Regions from separate parts of the Homo sapiens genome. Here region 2 is linked to region 1. Evidence: read pairs that join two places in POLR2A ChIA-PET (ENCODE). Cell type or tissue: B cell. All regions are shown on one strand. Each heading gives the region's core, and the rest is flanking DNA. Links, peaks and the distances in the headings are about the cores only.

Region 1 (5,000 bases), core at 1-5,000:
GCTTTGTAAATAGTAGTTACATTGTACTATTTTAAAATTCATATTTTAAAAACAGCTGTGGTTTTAAAAATTGTTTTTCTTCTCTTTTTTTTTTTTTTGACACAGTCTCGCTCTGTTGCCCAGGCTGGAGTGCAGTGGCATGATCTCGGCTCACTGCAACCTCTGCCTCCGGGGTTCAAGTGATTCTCCTGCCTCAGCCTCCCGAGTAGCTGGGACTACAGGCGCTTGCCACCACGCCCAGCTAATTTTTGTATTTTTAGTAGAGATGCGGGTTCACCATATTGGTCAGGCTGGTCTTGAACTCTTGACCTTGTGATCCGCCTGCCTCGGCCTGCCAAAGTGCTGGGATTATAGGCGTGAGCCACCGCATCCGGCAATTGTTTTTCTTCTCTAAATATACATATATATTTTTTGACAGAGTCTCACTAAATATTTTCTATCCACGGTTGGTTGAATCCATGAATGTGGAACCCACGAATACAGAGCTGACTACAGGTTATAAAAAATATTTTTGGCCAGGCACGGTGGCTCACGCCTGTAATCCCAGCACTTTGGGAGGCCAAGGAGGGCGGATTACGAGGTCAGGAGTTCGAGACCAGCCTGGCCAATATGGTGAAACCCTGTCTCTACTAAAAATACAAAAATTAGCCATGCATGGTGGCACGTGCCTATAGTCCCAGCTACTCGGGAGGCTGAGGCAGAAGAATCGCTTGAACCTGGGAGGCAGAGGTTGCAGCAAACCCAGATCGTGCCACTGCACTCCAGCCTGGGCGACACAGCAAGACTCAGTCTCCCAAAAAAAAAAAAAAAAAAAAATTTTAGTTTTATAAAAGTACAGTACAGGCTGTGGCTGGTGGCTTATGCCTGTAATCTCAGCACTTTGAGAGGCCAAGGGAGGCAGGAGTTCAAGAGCAACATAGCTAGAAACAGTCTCTACAAAAATTAAAAAGTACACCATCACATTTCTAACACACAGTAGAAGTACCACGCTTATGTCTAAAATGGTACAGTAACAAATTATATACGATGAATATCATTTAGGCCTTTAGACTGTGGGTGAGAAATAATTTTTTAATCTACTGTTTAGCAAACAAAGCTCCTGCTAGAATACTGAACCTCATAAATGCTCATTTTTTTCTCATTTTTCATCTGTCTTTTTGTTGTACTTGAGATTTCCTTAACTTTCCCTTCTACCCCTTTTATTTTTTAAAAAAATTTCCTCCATATTTAAAAAACCTAAGTGCATCTAAAATTTTCTAAATATTATTTTTAATTTTTTTTTTTTTGAAGACAGTCTCACTCTATCGCCCAGGCTGGAGTGTGATGGTGTGATCCCGGCTCACTGCAACCTCCGCTTCCCAGGTTCAAGTGATCCTCCTACCTCAGCCTCCTGAGTAGCTGGGAATACAGGCGTGTGCCACCACGCCCGGATAATTTTTTTTTTTTTTTTTTGAGAAGGAGTTTCGCTATTGTTGCCCAGGCTGGAGGGCAATGCCACAATCTCAGCTCACCGCAACCTCCACCTCCCGGATACAAGCAGTTCTCCTGCCTCAGCCTCCTGAGTAGCTGGGATTACACGCTTGCACCACCACACCTGGACAATTTTGTATTTTTAGTAGCGATGGGTTTCTCCATGTTGGTCAGGCTGGTCTCAAACTCCCGACCTCTGGTGATCCACCTGCCTTGGCCTTCCAAGTGCTGGGATTACAGGTGTGAGTCACTGCGCCTGGCCCATGCCCGGATAATTTTTGTACTTTTAGTAGAGGTGGAGTTTCACCATGTTGGCCAGGCTGGTCTCGAACTCATGACCTCAGGTGATCTGCCCGCATCAGCCTTCCAAAGTGCTGGGATTACAGGCATGAGCTACCAGGCCTGGCCTCAATATTCTTTATATGGCATGTTTGTTTGAATACGGTTATGTGCTGCATCATGATGTTATGGTCAATGACAAACCATATATGAGGGTCATCCTGTAAGATTATAATGGAGTTGGAAAATTCCCATCGCCTAGTATTTACTATATTATACAGAAGTCCTCATTTTAATGTTGATAGGTTCTTGAAAATCCCGACTTTAAGTGAAATGACATGTAATGAAACCAATTTTATCATAGGCTAATTAATATAAACAAGTGTTAAGTTCCTAAGGCATAGTTCTGGTCATGAAAACCACCAAACCTCTAAATAAAGACCTAAAACACTTCCTTTTTTTTTTTTTTTTTTTTTGAGATGTAGTCTTGCTCTGTTGCCCAGGCTGGAGTGCAGTGGCGCGATCTCAGCTCACTGAAACCTCTGCCTCCCTGGTTCAAGCGATTCTCCTGCCTCAGCCTCCGAGTAGCTGGAACTACAGATGCCCGCCATCACGCCCGGCTAATTTTAGTATTTATTTATCTATTTTTTAGTAGAGATGGGGTTTCACCATGTTGGCCAGGCTGGTCTTGAACGCCTGACCTCAAGCGATCCACTCGACTCAGCCTCCCAAAGTGCTAGGATTATAGGTGTGAGCCACCGCGCCCGGCCCCTAAAACACTTCTAATATCAAACACTGAAATAAATGTGAACTATACACACATTTAAGAAAGATTAATAAAAACAAGATAATGTATCCAATTTTTGGTCAATCAGTGAGCTATGGCAGTCATCATGGTGGTGGGTTACTTCAGGGAATACATGTTTGTAAAGCAAAAATTTTAAGGAGCACCTCCTACCAACATGTAGTTCAGAAACAATAACAAATAGGAGGGCTTGTTTTTTGTTTTTTGAGATGGAGTCTTGCTCTGTCACCAGGCTGGAGTGCAGTGGTGGCACGATCTCGGCTCACTGCAACCCCCACCTCCCAGATCAAGTGAGTCTCCTGCCTCAGCCTCCCAAGTAGCTGGGACTACAGGCACACACACCCACGCCCAGCTAATTTTGGTATTTTTAGTAGAGATGGGGTTTCACCATGTTGGCCAGGATGGTCCCGATCTCTTGACCTCGTGATCCACACACCTCCGCCTCCCAAAGTGCTGAAATCATAGGTGTGAGTCACTGCACCTAGCCTTTTTTGTTTTTTTTTGAGACAGGGTCTTCGCCCTGTTGCCCAGGCTGGAGTGCAGTGGCATGACCACATCTCGCTGCAGCCCTGACCTCCTGGGCTAAAGCGATCCTCTCACTTCAGTCTCCTGTGTAGCTGTGACCATAGGTGTGTGCCACCATGCCTGGCAATTTTTTTTTTCTGTAGAGACGAGGTCTCCCTATGTTGCTCAGGCTGGTCTTGAATTCCTGGTCTCAAGTGATCCTCCTATCTTGGCCTCCCAAAGTGCTGGGATTACAAGCATGAACCACCACACCTGGCCCATTCATTCATTCCTTTTTTTTTTTTTTGAGACATAGTTTCATTCTGTTTCCCAGGCTGGAGTACAGTGGCGCAACCTCAGCTCACTGCAACCTCCATCTCTCTCTGGGTCCAAGTGGTTCTTGTGCTTCAACCTCCCGAGTAGCTGGGATTACAGGTGCATGCCACCATGCCTGGCTAAATTTTGTATTTTTAGTAGAGGATGGGGTTTCACTATCTCTACTGGCCAGGCTGGTCTCAAACTCCTTACCTCAAGTGATCCACCCGCCTCAGCCTCCCAAAGTGCTGGGATTACGGTGTGAGCCACCATGCCTGGCTATTCATTCATTTTTCTTTTTTTTTTTTTTGAGATGGAGTCTTGCTCTGTCGTCCAGGCTGGAGTGCAGTGGCGTGATCTCAGCCCACTGCAAGCTCCGCCTCCCGGGTTCATGCTATTCTCCTGCCTCAGCCTCCCAAGTAGCTGGGACTACAGGTGCCCGCCATCACGCCTGGCTAATTTATTTATTTATTTTTTGTATTTTTAGTAGAAATGGGGTTTTACCGTGTTAGCTAGGATGGTCTCGATCACCTGACCTCGTGATCTGCCCGCCTCGGCCTCCCAAAGTGTTGGGATTACAGGCGTGAGCCACCACACCCGTCCTATTCATTCATTTTTCAATCTGCTTATTCTAGTTCAGGGTTGCAGGTGGCTGGAGCCCATCCTAGCAGCTCAGGGCACCAGGTCGTTATCCACCCTGGCCAGGATGCCATCTCACTGCAGGGCACCCTCACACCCACACTCACTCAGACTGGGACCACTAAGACATGTCAATGAACCTAACAGGCACAGCTCTGAGATGTCGGAGGAAGTCAGAGTGCCCAGAGAAAACTCATGCAGATATATGGAGAATGCACAAACTAAACAGACAGTGGCCCTGGCCGGGAACTGATTTTTTTTTCTCCTTCTCTTTTTTTTTTTTTTTTTGAGACAGAGTCTCACTCTGTCACCCAGGCTGGAGTGCAGTGGCACGATGTTGGCTCACTGCAACCTCCATCTCCTGGGTTCCGCACCACTGCACCCGGCTAATATATGTATTTATTTAGCTGGGACTACAGGCCCGCACCACCGCACGCTTGCTTGGTTGCTTATTTATTTAAGACAGAGTCTCATTCTGTTATTTACTTACTTACTTATTTATTTATTTCAGAGTCTCTTTCTGTCCCCCAGGCTGGAGTTCAGTGGCACGATTATTTATTTATGACAGAGTGTCTTTCTGTCCCCCAGGCTGGAGTTCAGTGGCAAGATCTCGGCTCACTGCAACCTCTGCCTCCTGGGTTGAAGCGATTCTCGTGCCTCAGCCTCCCGAGTGGCTGGGATTACAGGCACGCACCACCATGCCTGGCTTTTTGTACTTTTAGTAGAGACAGGGTTTCACCATGTTGCCCAGGCCGGTTCAAACTCTTAAGCACAGGCAATCCACCTGCCTTGGCCTCCCGAAGTGCTAGGATTACAGGTGGGAGCCACTGTGCCTGGCAATTTTTTTATTTTTAGTAGAGACAGGGCTTCACCATGTTGGCCAGGCTGGTCTTGAACTCCTGACCTCAGGTGATCCACCCACCTCAGCCTCCCAAAGTGCTGGGATCACAGGCGTGAGCCACTGAGCCCAGCCTGATTTTTTTTTCTC
Region 2 (6,903 bases), core at 1,904-6,903, 130 kb before region 1:
ACACACACACACACACACACACACACACGCACACAGAGTCCTTTCATTGTCACACATCATCATCATTATTATTGTTATTATTACTGTGTATTGGTCTTATTTGTGTCTTTTTGTTTCCTCTTGCTAGGCTGTTGCAAATGAGTCCGGACTAAATTTTATATCTGTCAAGGGCCCCGAATTACTAAACATGGTAAGTTATTGAGCAAGAACCATTATTTTAGATTAGAAAAAGTAATGGTCATGCAAATTACGGGGTAAAATGTTCTCAGATCTTTCAGCAATTGTGGTATTTTGGTATTTAAAATCAGTGCTGTAGGAGTGAGGAGGCTGAGCTTTGCTCTGCTCTGCCACTTTGGGTGTATAAATGCTTTCTCAATTAAGTCTGTTAACCTCTGAGCCTGAATTTTCCCACAGCTAGAAGCAGTAGAGCAAAGATTTCAATCTGAGTTGTCTGACTCCTGATCTACTTTTTGTCCAGTTGTCATGTGGCTCAGATGAGTTCCATATTAATAAATAAAAATACTTCTGGAGATAGAAGTCACTCAAGTGCTGTATCTTCCTTCTGCATTTAAGAAACTTATTATCCAAATTTAAGACACTTTGAATTTATTTTTTGTCCCTCTCTGTGAAAAGTAAAAATGCCATTCTATGATATATTCCAACAAAGAAGAAATGAGGGTAACATTTGTTTTAAAAGGTTTTTAAAATTTATCTCTACCTCAATTTTTAAATCTTTCCTATTGTGTATTACTTTCTCCCTAAAATAAGGGAGTTATACTTAAGTATTTCCTATGGGCTTTTTACATACCTCGTAACTTTTCTTGTACTTGGTTTTGATTTTCCAGCAGAGGTGGTATTAGATGTGAACCTTGAAGCAGAGGGCATTGGTGGGAACTGGGATTGGAAAAGAAGGTTATAGCCAGACATTGAAGGGCCTTTATACCAAGCTAAAGTTTGGATGTTAACTTCAGAATATCAGAGAGCTAATAGAGGCTTTAAGTCAAGAGTGTAACATATTTTTAAAGATTGTAATTAATAAAAATTTTATTATAAAATATTTCCACATATAAGGAATTCCAAAGAGTAATATAATATACCCCTATGTATCTATCACCCAGCAAAAAAAAAAAAAACAAAAAAAAACAGCAGTACACTTAAAGCTTCTTGCAAACCCTCCCTCATGATGTTCCCTGTTCTCTTTCCCATGGAACTTACCACAAGGCTGAATTTGGTGCTTATTAGTTCCATGCACTTCTTTCTATATTTACTATGTGTATATTTATCCCTAAACAATATATAGTATTATTTTATATGTTTCAGAAGTATAAGGCCAGGCACAGTGGCCGACACCTGTAATCCCCAGCACTTTGGGAGGCTGAGGCAAGAGGATCACTTGAGGCCAGGCATTTAAGACAGACCAGCATACCAAGACCCTGTCTCTACCAAAAAAATTTTTAATGTAATTTTTTTCAAGTATGAGGTTTATGAGATAATTGGAAATGTTAGTGCTTACTGAATATTTTATATTAAGGAAATACTAATTTTTAAGTGTGATATGACATTTTAAAATCATATTTTAGAGATACTGAAATATTTATAAATAAAATAGGACATCTAGGATTTTCTTCAATAAAACAAGGAAAGTGGCCAGGAGTATAGATGAAGCAAGACTGGTCATTAATCGAGTTGATAATAATTGAAGGTCAGTGATGGGTACATTTGAAGTTTATAACTGTTATATCTCTTTAGTTATAAGTTTGGAACTCTCCTTATAAACTCTCCATGGTATAAAGCAAAACAAACAAAAAACCCCTTTAAATAGTGTGTATTATTTTGCAACTTGGTTTGGTTGAGTTTTTTGGTTTTTGTTTTGTTTTGTTTTTTGAGAGAGAGACAGGGTCTCTGGAAGTAGAGGTTTTGCTGTATTGTCCAGGCTGGTCTCAAACTCCTGGCCTCAGGTGATCCTCCTATCTCAGCCTCCCAAAATGCTAGGATTACATGCGTGAGTGACTACACCTATTCTTGGTTGTTATTTTTGTTCAATATTTATTTATAATACTTATCTCTGTTGATGTATTTTTAGTTTATTAACTTTTTGTGTGGCATTTCATTGAATGAATGTAACCATACTTTAAAAATCAGTTTTTTTTCTGATGAATTTTTAGGTTGAATATTATATATGTATATCTTTGCATATATTTGTGAGATTTTTTTCCCCTTAGGGTATATACCCAGAAGGAGAATTGCTGAATCTTAGAGTATGTGCACTTTCAAAAATATTAGGTATTGGCTGGGCACAGTGGCTCACACCTATAATCCCAGCACTTTGAGAGGTCAAGGCAGGAGGATTGCTTGAGGCCAGTTTGAGACCAGCATGGGCAACATAGTGAGACCCTGTCTCTACAAAAAAACCCCATAAAATTAGCCAGATGCACACCTGTAGTCCCATCTCCTTGGGAGGCTGAGGTGGGAGGATCACGTGAGCCTGAGAGGTCGAGGCTGCAGTGAGCTATGATCACGCCACTGCTCTCCAGCCTAGGCAACAGAGCAACATCCTGTCTCAAAAAAAAAAAATTGGATATTGCTAACTATTTTTATAAAGTGATTGTATCAGATTGTCCCACATTCTCAACAGCAGTGTTGGTGTCTGATATTTTCATTTTTGCCAGTCTGGTAAATATGACATTTTGCCTCATTGTGGTCTGATTTGTTTTTAACGGGTGGGTAGGGGGAAGAGGTCTATGGAAGAGTGCAGAATGTCTCTGAAAGATTAGATGATCTGGGCTGGGTGCGGTGGCTCACGCCTATAATCCCTGCACTTTGGGAGGCCAAGGTGGGCAGATCACTTGAGGTCAAGAATTTAAGACCAGTGTGGCCAATGTGGTGAAACCCCATTGTAAAAATACAAAAAAATTAGCCAGGCATGGTGGTGGGTGTCTGTAATCCCAGCTACTCAGGAAGCTGAGGCAGGAGAATTGTTTGAACTCAGGAGGTGGAGGTTAACGGTGAGCAGAGATCACGCCACTGCACTCCAGCCTGGGCGACACAGTGAGACTCCGCCTCAAAAAAAAAAAAAAAAAAAAAAAGATTAGATGATCTAATGAGGAAGATGGGCATCTTGGGATTGGAAAATGAGTTCACTCTAGGACATTTTAGATTAAACAGCCATCTGGAGATGTCCAGCAGGCAGTAGGAAATGTGAATCTGAAGCTCTGAAGAGATTTGAAAGTCACTATCATCCAAGTGGCATCTAAAACCATGGGAATGGGTTCAGTCTGGTAGGACAAGTTTGTTAAGTAAAAGAACAGTTACATTAAGGGCCTCTGACAGAACCCTGAAAGATTCGAACAATTAAGGGATAAAGAAGCAAGATCTGGTAAAGGAGACCGAAAGTGCTTGGTCATAAGATGGAGAACACCCCGGACCTTCTAAGCCTGAAAACCAAGGGAAGATGAGTTTTTCAACCTTGTCAGTGTGACTAAACAGTATAAAAGATAGTGAGAGTGGGACTTGGGATTTGGTAATTAGAAGGTCATTGGTGGCTTTAGGGAAAATATGTTTAATAATGATGTTTGCAAAAGCCAGAATAAAATGGTTGAAAATTTGATGGCCAATAAAGATTTTGAGATAATAAATGTAGGATCTTTACTTGAAATGTTGCATATGTTTCAAATAAAGGATAAGATGGGCTTTTCATTTATTTACTTATTTTTAATCACTGTTGCCTTGTTAAGATTAAGTAGGTTTTAATATGTCCTCGTTGAAACTTTAGGTTTACCTTTCCCTAAATTAAATTTCCTTTTACCTAGCTACCTTGGTTTACCATTTCCAAAGTCACTTTGCCAACGGTATTGATTGTTCTCTTCTATTCCTATCTGAAACTTTATGTCTCCCAGCCCCCTGATATGCCTTCTTTTACAATAGTACTGAATATTTTGCTTCAGCATTGCAAGTATAGTTTTTGCTGAATTCGATTTTCCAGGAAAGTCTACTATATTTGTACACTGTTTATTATATTTGCACACTGTGTGCTATATTTGTACACTGTGCAGGATGTTATGACAGAAAAATCTGAATAGGACTCCTGCTTTCCAAGGACTTTGTAATATAATATAGTGAGGGTAGAAGAGCTCAAATGTTACAATAATGATAAAATCTGAATATCTGAATAGGACCCCTGCTTTCCAAGGGCTTTGTAATATAATATAGTGAAGGTAGAAGAGCTCAAATATTATAATAATACAAAGTACTTTAAGAGCAAAGAAATACTTTGGGTTTGGTTTCGGTCAAATGATAGTAAAACAGTTTTATGTGTCATAAAACTAGTTTTATGTGTCATAAAACTAGTTTTATGTGTCATAAAACTAGTTTTATGTGTCATAAAACTAGTTTTATGTGTCAAAGTCCAGAAAGTATCAGGATGAGGATAAGCCATATACAATTGCTGATATTTAACCATTTTTGACCTGTAATAGCCAACTGCATATAGTTCAACTTAATCAAATTAACTATTATGGGAAGAATGATTAATGAGGATCTTTTAGAATGCAAGAAGAAATGTTTGGAGGTAGGTTAGAAAGCAGTTCAAGTAAGGGAAGCAGAATGAGCAAAAGTTCAAAGAAAAGTACCAAAAGGATGTGAGGGAAAGAAAGTTCTAGTCAAATGAAAAAATAGCACTTTAATCTCTGTCGTCTGTGGTACTCTTTGCCTTGATTATTTAGTATGGCCATATAGTCATTAAATAGCATAGGTGATATGAAATAGTTGGCACTGTAGGCCGGGGGCAGTGGCTCATGCCTGTAATCCCAGTATTTTGGGAGGCTGAGTCAGGTGGATATTTGAGTTCAGGAGTTCGAGACCAGCCTGGCCAACATGGTGAAACCCCATCTCTACTAAAAATACAAAAATTAGCCAGGTGGTAGTGGTGGTATGCCTGCAATCCTAGCTACTCAGGAGGCTGAGGCAGGAGAATCACTTGAGCCTGGGGGCGTGGAGGTTGCAGTGAGCCGAGATGGCTCCACTGCACTCCTGTCTGGTTGACAGAGAGACCCTGTCTTAAAACAAAAATAATAATAATAATTGGCACTGTAAAGATGTTTTTGGATTCCATCTTATTTGGCAGTTTCATTAAGAAAAAAACTGCTCTTTCTTAATCATCTGGTTTGACATTTTACAAGAAAAATTTCTTATGCCTAAGCTAAAAGTGAAATAATCCTTACATGTAGCTTTTCATATTACTTAGTCCTAATGTTATAGTTGCTTGTGAATTGCTATATTTCTTGACTTATCTTAATGTTTTATATTTTGATTTAGATTTCAACATAGAGTAAGCCATTATGAAACCTGTTAAGTGCCTAGTTGGCTCACTTTGCCTCCTCTGATGCTGTATGACAAAATAGTTATTCCTTTATTTAGTAAGACGACTTGTGTAAAAATAACAATAAAACAGTAATTTGACTTGTGTGTATGTAAAATACTGTTGAATTAATGAAAATTACTGCTGGATATTTTATATGCACGAGGCTTACAAGATTAGTTCTAAAGTGCAATTGAATTTTGGTGATTTTTTTTGAGCTAGAGAAGAACTTACGTTTCACTTAAGTCTTCATTTTATAAATAAGGAAATTTATAGTAGGCTTAAATAGTAGCTAATTTTATTAAGTTGAACTATATGCAGTTGGCTATTACAGGTCAAAAATGGTTAAATATCAGCAATTGTATATGGTTCATTCTGATACTTTCTGGACTTTGACACATAAAACTAGTTTATGTCACATAAAACTGTTTAGTATCATTTGACCCAAACCACAAAGTTGAACTGTTGGTATTTTATTTCCTTTCTGTGTATGTTTAGTATGTTGGTGAGAGTGAACGTGCTGTGCGACAAGTTTTTCAACGAGCCAAGAACTCAGCACCCTGTGTGATATTCTTTGATGAAGTGGATGCTTTATGTCCTCGAAGATCAGACCGAGAGGTAAGTATCATGGACTAGTGGTTTTCAGATTCTTTTAGCACAATAAACCTTTTCTATGTTCCAAGCCAGGTATTTCTTATGAAGTCATCCCTTGGGAGCATTGAGACTCTTAATGAAGACACTTAGTAATTTGAAATCAAATCCTAGAGATAGCAGTTGTATTCTGTATCCGCCTCTGCATCCAGTTTTTTTCCTGTACATTATTTTGGTTGCACAATCTTTAGGTCATCCTAATTCACACAAATGAGTAGGTAAGTATGGAAATGATATTGTTTTAAATAGCTTGCCTTATAATCTTGTAATCCTACAACATTCTTGAGCTAAATGGGTTCTTGAGACAGGAAAACATACAGTTTAAGATATCATGCACTCAAAATAGGGTCAGGTTATTAACTTTTAAGACCCAAAACCTTTTCTCTTAAAGTGAGGACATTAAAATGATGAAGATAAAAAAAGACCCAACACCCATTTTATATCTGGAGAAGATATAAAATTGATCTGCACTGAATACCACTTGTGTCAGCCACACTGAGTCACAGTCCTTAGAGATTTCAGTACGGAGTACCAGAAACAGTTGTTATTAGGAGTGCTATTGTATAACAATTTGAAGCTTAGTGAAGCATAACATAAACAATAAATATATAACCTTTTTGAAGCAGATAGCAACTGCTATTTTTATTTATTTTTATTTTTATTTTTTTCGAGACGGAGTTTTGCTCTTGTCTCCCAGGCTGGAGTGCAATGGTGCATCTCGGCTCACTGCAACTTCCGCCTCCTGGGTTCAAGCGATTCTCCTCCCTCAGCCTCCTGAGTAGCTGGGATTACAGGCACCCGCCACCATGCCTGGCTAATTTTTGTATTTTTAGTAGAGACAGGGTTTCCTCATGTTGGTCAGGCTGGTCTTGAACTCCTGACCTCAGGTGATGTAT

Evidence for each region. Peaks named below come from ENCODE experiments on the same cell type or tissue, not always from the same donor. Only the 100,000 strongest peaks of a DNase experiment are listed, where the experiment ranks them.
Region 2: POLR2A ChIA-PET joins it to region 1 with 5 read pairs; 3 of 35 experiments call an interaction of 5 or more read pairs at or near these places.

Annotation. Positions count from the first base shown.
Region 1 is chr1:224,142,519-224,147,518 of GRCh38, reverse strand. The region is part of intron 3 of FBXO28 (F-box protein 28); the gene reads right to left. LOC124903813 (UPF0764 protein C16orf89-like) reads left to right here and starts at 4,574. Exons shown (of 3, transcript XM_047436340.1): 1 at 4,574-4,717; 2 at 4,837-4,938. The coding sequence starts at 4,574. RefSeq lists an enhancer at 1,627-2,128. In B cell, for the core only: no CTCF peak of the experiment used is centred there; a DNase peak (open chromatin) is centred at 2,078; H3K27ac peaks cover 352 bases.
Region 2 is chr1:224,274,410-224,281,312 of GRCh38, reverse strand. NVL (nuclear VCP like) reads left to right here. Exons shown (of 23, transcript NM_002533.4): 16 at 128-190; 17 at 5,855-5,974. Among named protein-coding and RNA genes, the nearest start is that of MIR320B2, 21 kb to the right of the region's middle. RefSeq lists a silencer at 6,300-6,500. In B cell, for the core only: no CTCF peak of the experiment used is centred there; no DNase peak of the experiment used is centred there.